Linked DNA regions of Mus musculus: region 1 is linked to region 2. Evidence: chromatin loops called from intact Hi-C (ENCODE). Cell type or tissue: left cerebral cortex. All regions are shown on one strand. Each heading gives the region's core, and the rest is flanking DNA. Links, peaks and the distances in the headings are about the cores only.

Region 1 (2,921 bases), core at 98-2,597, 160 kb after region 2:
CTAAAGGGGTCTGCAACCCTATAGGAGGAACAACAATATGAACTAACCAACCAGTACCCCCAGAGCTCATGTCTGTAGCTGCATATGTAGCAGAAGATGGCAGAAGAGAGGCCCCTTGGTATTGCAAACTTTATATGCCCCAGTACAGGGGAACTGCCAGGGCCAAAAAGTGGGAGAGGGTGGGTAGGGGAGTGGGGGGCGGAGGGTATGGGGCACTTTTGGGATAGCATTTGAACTGTAAATGAAGAAAATACCTAATTAAAAAAAAGAATCCAGGAGGCCTATTCTGTTAAAAGTGAAAGCTCACTTGTAACACTGAGGTGCAAGCATAGCAAGAGATCCAAAACACTTAGTCAGAGCACTAACTGAGTCCATAACAAACTATTTATCCAAAATCGCAAGATTTTTATTTAACCACTGGAATAAATTGACCCAAGTGGATCAGTGGTGTTTCTGTGGTCACCAGTCTGGCAACTTTGCTCTTAAAAAATCAGCAATGATTCTAATTTCCTCTAAATTAAATGCATATTGTATTTTTTCCTCATTTACACCCATTCCTAGCCAAAGCTTCGACCCTTCTTGATGCACACCACTCTGTCTCTCTGACATTACTTTCTCTGGGCTCCTTTTTTCCAATAAAGCTAAATGGTAAAGTTTATTCCCTAGCTGTTCTTGCTTCTGCGTTTCCTTTTTTGATCTCATTTATCCCCACAGCTTCAAATACCCTAGCACTAGCGTTACCTCGTTTTATATCTCTTCCCTGGATTGCCCCTCCAAGTGTGAGCCTCGTCTATCCAACTGCTTACTTAGCATCTTCATCTGAATATTTTTAAACCCATCTCAATTTTAAAGTACCCAAATTAAAACCTCTACCAATCTGCCCATCCTATATTTCCATATGGTCAACACAGTGCCTAGGACACCACCTGGCTGTTTTCTAAATTCTTATATCAGTCACACTGTATCACACGTGGACCATGCTTCCAAAACACAGTGTGGATCCCTCCACTTCCATCCACGCCCACTAGTAAAACAGTAGACAAACCTCAAACATTAGGTAGAAGACTACAGACATCACCTTGCTCATCTCAGTGCTTCAGTTGTGTAGCCCTAAAAGTCAATCTCCACATAAAAGAATCATCGTTAGAATTAGATTCTGCCATTTCTTCCATTAAAACATTTTATTGGCTTCCTATGATAGCTTAAGTCCTGTCTCTCCTCTAATCTCTCCTCTAATAAAAAAAAAAAAAAAAAAAAACATCTGAGTGTCTTGAATTGATCAGTTAAACAAGATTTGTATATTTCAGAAGCTGCTCAAAATAAGACTACAGTAGTTTTCTCCAGCACCATGCAGAATTGACGTTAGTTAACAGAGCAGGTATTTTCATTGTGGTTCTTTTTTACAAACTCTTTATACCAGGTCTTGTCACCTCTCTTTCCAAGTGCCTGATAGTCAGAGAGATTAACCTGGTCGACCATCTCTTCAATCTACTCACAAGTGTCTGATTTTTTTTTAAATCTTCCCTTGAGTTTAATTTTAGTATCTTAAAGGAAGATCCAATTTAGATGTTTGATTTGTGGCCCAGTTTTTATATTATTCATTTAGACAAACTGGATGGGTTAAATGTGTGAACACTTTGAGAGGATGCAGCTGGCACTCTCGATTCTGGAAAATTCTTCTTTATGGTACATAGTTTACCATCTTTTTGGATAGATAGTAACGTTTTTACTAATAAAAATATAGACACATACACAGCCTTACCTCAAACTCAGCATCGTGTTCTGTTACCTCTTTCTTTTTATTTACATGTAACCCATTACTTCATTCACACATTCAAAAAAAAAAAGTCCCAAGACTTCTCTCATATATCAAAAACATGAACAAGCAAACAAAGTCTATATATTCACAAAACTTGCATTGCAAGGGGCAGATTTTAAAAAATACTTAGGATAGGTCAGCTAATGATAGTGATTATGAAGAATGCAGAACAAGCAATAAGAGTTAACTTTATAAAACGAGACAATGAAGACTGGCTAGTTTGCATCAGGTTAACCGAGAAGGCCTTTTTAAGAACACAAGCATTTGATCATCTAGCAGAAGAATGAAGAAGGGCCAGTCATGGGAGTATGTGGGGATAGTCCAAGCAGAAAGGACAGCACTTGCTGGAAAGGCTTAGACACTTTCTAGGAAGTTCCTCTGAGTGTAAAGCTACAGGACAAAAAGGAAGAGAATCTTACTAACTCTGAACCAGACTTGCACGAACCTTTCATGACTATTTGACCTAGAAAATACAAATTGTGCTTCAAGTGACTTTCCTTTTGTGATTGCCCCCACTAGAAAGCCTTTTGCTTAACCATTAATAAAAAACGAAACTCAACAATGTTCCCTTACTTTTGTATGTCATTGTTTTCAAAGATTGTTAAAATATTTGGCAAAGAAATTTAAGTGATTTTTTTCATATGTCAATTATTTATATATGAGAACATTTGAATAGTTCTTTTTCTCTGCTATTTTTCACTTTTATTGGTTCTTTGTGAATGTCACATCATTCACCTCTCTCTCACTCATCCCTCCCTCATCTAATAACTGCCCTCTACCCTTGCAACCTCCTCCCCAACATAGAAAAGAAAATCTTGTGGAAGCTGGAGTGTATCATGGTATTGTCCCATAGTATAACCTTTATCCACACTTCTTTGCTTGCAAATGTTCATTGCAATGACTTGTTGGTCTGGTACAAGGCCTCTGTCTTCTGCTACTCTATCAATGCCAAAACCTCACTGGGAATCTATAGGACCATGAAAGGCAGCCTGATTCCTGGTTGAGCTAAGGCTAAAACCCAAGTGACCCTAAAGGGATGGTAGGCGTTTTTGCCTGTTTCCTGGATACCAGACTCCTGACACGAGGCCACAGCCCTCCCATA
Region 2 (2,921 bases), core at 163-2,662:
AAAAGCAAAGTTCAGGAAGGGGCGGGGGGGGGGAACTAAGAACACCAGGATAGGAGGTTCTTAGAAAGAGTGCTGCCCAGGAAGTGTGGCAGGTGGCAATACCTTCCCCCTCATTGAGAATAAAGCTGAGTCCTTTGCTTAAAGAACAGTAACGTTGGATTTCCATCCACCCAGGAGGAAGATCAGGGTCTCCAATGAAACCTCTGACATATATTTGGGGCTCCTAACCATGACTGTTTTTATTTTTTTAATGTTTTGCTATTACAGTATTTAGAAATATCTAAGAGAGATCTGCACGCGCGCGCACACACACACATTCCCTTTAGAACAATCAACAATGTTTACAGGAATTTCAAGGTTCTCATATTAGCAGGGTCAGAGAACAACTTGCAAAAGCCAATCCTTACCCTCCACAATATATGGATCCTGAGAATCAAACTAAGTTTGTGGTGTTTAATTGTGGACACCATAACCTGCTGAGCCATCTCCCCGGGCCCCACTTCACCATCTGAAAGTGTCAAGTAGCTTCAAGGTCAAAGGTGAAGAGAACCTTTCATGTGTGGAACTGCGAATCAAGTGGAATCCCTCTATACTGCATCTACTATAGAACTATGAATGGACAGTTCAAGAATAAAACCTTCCTATGTGGGGAGTGGGGAAAATTCAGGGGGGACACGATGTACACAAAGCATATAACACTTCCTAGCTTGCATGGCTCTCTGCAAACTGCGGCTCTCAGTGTTTTGGTTAACGTTTTCATTACCCTGAATTTTGTTTTAAGCTGAGATTTTCTTTTCTAAGAGAGTGCAAGTGAAAAAGTTGAAAACCAAAGCTTCCCAATTTTCCCTTCTGGCTTCTTCTATCACCCACGCACGCATCACCCTAATGTATTTAAATCCATGTAGTAAAAAGAATACTATGAAGACACGTGGCCTTGCAAATAGTAACTAATTCTAGCCTCACCTTTCTGCTCATGTATGGACATAACGGTGAGACAGGCGTGTCTTCAAGCAAGCATGTGCACCCCTTATTTCTCATCGTATGAATAGAGGTCCACCCCCCCCACCCGACTGGCACTTTCCTTGGCAATCAACTTTGAAAAATATTTATCTTTACATTTGACATTAGCTTAGCTAAGTAGGGTTTCATATGCGGTTTCCAGGCACATTTCATTTTGGATGATTACTCCCAGACACATACCCGTCCTTCATCTTACCCCCACTTTCCCCACTGTATCTTCTCACACACACCCGCATTCCCTGCTCCACCTTACTCTGTTACTAGCCCCACCCCAACTCCTTTAAAGTGTCCTTCTTCGAAGTCACGTGGGCCCCTTTCTAGTTTCCTGCCTTTACCTATATTTACTCCCTTCTGGATACACAAACTCAATAGCTAGCGGCAAGGATCCGCATGGGAGAGAACATATGGTACTGGTCTCTCTGAGCCCGTGTTAGCTCAAATAATGCTTCCAGTTGCATCCATCTTTCTGCAAACTTCACGAATTCCTCTTCCTTTACGGTTGAATAAAAGCACGCAGTGCATGTGTATATTTTCACTACCCACTCACCTGCTACTAGACGACATATTTTCTTCCCATCTAAGTTTGCCTATCAGATGTCTTACTCCTGAGTATAAGATCTATAGTAGTAATAAAGATTTTTGCTGACAGAACTATGGCAAAATTATCCCCATGATCCTTCGAGTATATAATAAGTAATTTAACACTGCATGTCTGCTTTTGTTTATCTTTCCTTCAGACAGGTCAGTTATGAGTCACTCAAATAAAGAGTTTTTGTTCTTCTGCTGCAAGTGGGATATATTCAGTAAATGTTTAAAGGGTGAGTGATAAATACGAACTCACAAATTAACATATGCTGATAAAATGTTTTCTTTGAAACAGACTTCTGAACACACTGATACTTGGTACTTTTATAGATCGTGAAGTTGGTAGGTTCTGCTTTTAAAATCTTTTGTGCAATTGTCTAAAAATGGAAGTTGAAATGAGAAAGGCAAAGCAGGTTTCTGAAGACAGTTTCTATTTCTTTGGAAACAGATAAATCAAGCCCATTCTAAGGTTTTCTTCTAATTCACAAAGAGAGTAAGTTTGGGCTCAAAATGTCTGATAGTTTGAGAGACAGAATCATGCTAGACAACTAGCCCACCAGAATTATTTTCTAGTGCCTCCACTCAAAAGAATAAAATTGTCATTAGTTGTTTTTTCTTCTTCAAAATTGTAATTATAACCAGAGAAGGACCATACTCAGAATCTCACTCTAGCCTTTCTAAATCATTACTCATAAAAGTATGAAATTGGTTTTATTATTATGGATAAGAGTTAGGGTGTTGTGGGAGCATTGGAACTATGACTTCCATATAAGCCATGGAAAGGACTGAGATGATCAGGTGAGCGATGATATATTTATCTTTTCCCTGCCATATATCTAACAAGAATTTTCTGAGGCTGATATGAAAAATGAAGAAGATATAAAGAGAGAAGCTTAGGTTCTTTGTATCCTACTTGATGAAGGAACAGACCATGAATTCTGCCACATTCTGTTAACCACATGGACAAGCATGGTCACTCCTCAGATTATCTTAATTTAGTCTTAATCTTAGAATAACTGTGTTTCTTAAGAAGACACTGATTGACATAAATTTCCAGTGCATTTCTCATATTCATAGACTTTTCTCACCTGTCTTGAGTGATCTCAACCACCCTTACAGTGTTTGAAAGAGAATGATCCTCATAGGCTTGTATGTTTGAATACTTACGTGGTCCCAGTTGGTGGAACTGTTTGGGAAGAATATGGAGATGTGACCTCATTAGATACGGTGTGTCAAGGGGCAGCATTCAAGACTCCTGAAGCCTCCTACCATCCCCAGTGCACTCTCTGATTCTTCTTGATTGTGGATCCAGATGT

Evidence for each region. Hi-C counts contacts between places; a loop is a spot of excess contacts. Peaks named below come from ENCODE experiments on the same cell type or tissue, not always from the same donor. Only the 100,000 strongest peaks of a DNase experiment are listed, where the experiment ranks them.
Region 1: it touches region 2 in a loop (4-fold over the local background); 2 of 42 quality-filtered maps call a loop at or near these places.

What each region holds. Positions count from the first base shown.
Region 1 is chr4:48,899,407-48,902,327 of GRCm38, reverse strand. The region is part of intron 1 of Gm12436 (a long non-coding RNA gene); the gene reads right to left. Among named protein-coding and RNA genes, the nearest start is that of Gm12436, 2.3 kb to the right of the region's middle. In left cerebral cortex, for the core only: no CTCF peak of the experiment used is centred there; DNase peaks (open chromatin) are centred at 875 and 1,586.
Region 2 is chr4:49,055,099-49,058,019 of GRCm38, reverse strand. No RefSeq gene overlaps it. Among named protein-coding and RNA genes, the nearest start is that of Plppr1, 2.9 kb to the left of the region's middle. In left cerebral cortex, for the core only: no CTCF peak of the experiment used is centred there; DNase peaks (open chromatin) are centred at 858 and 1,340.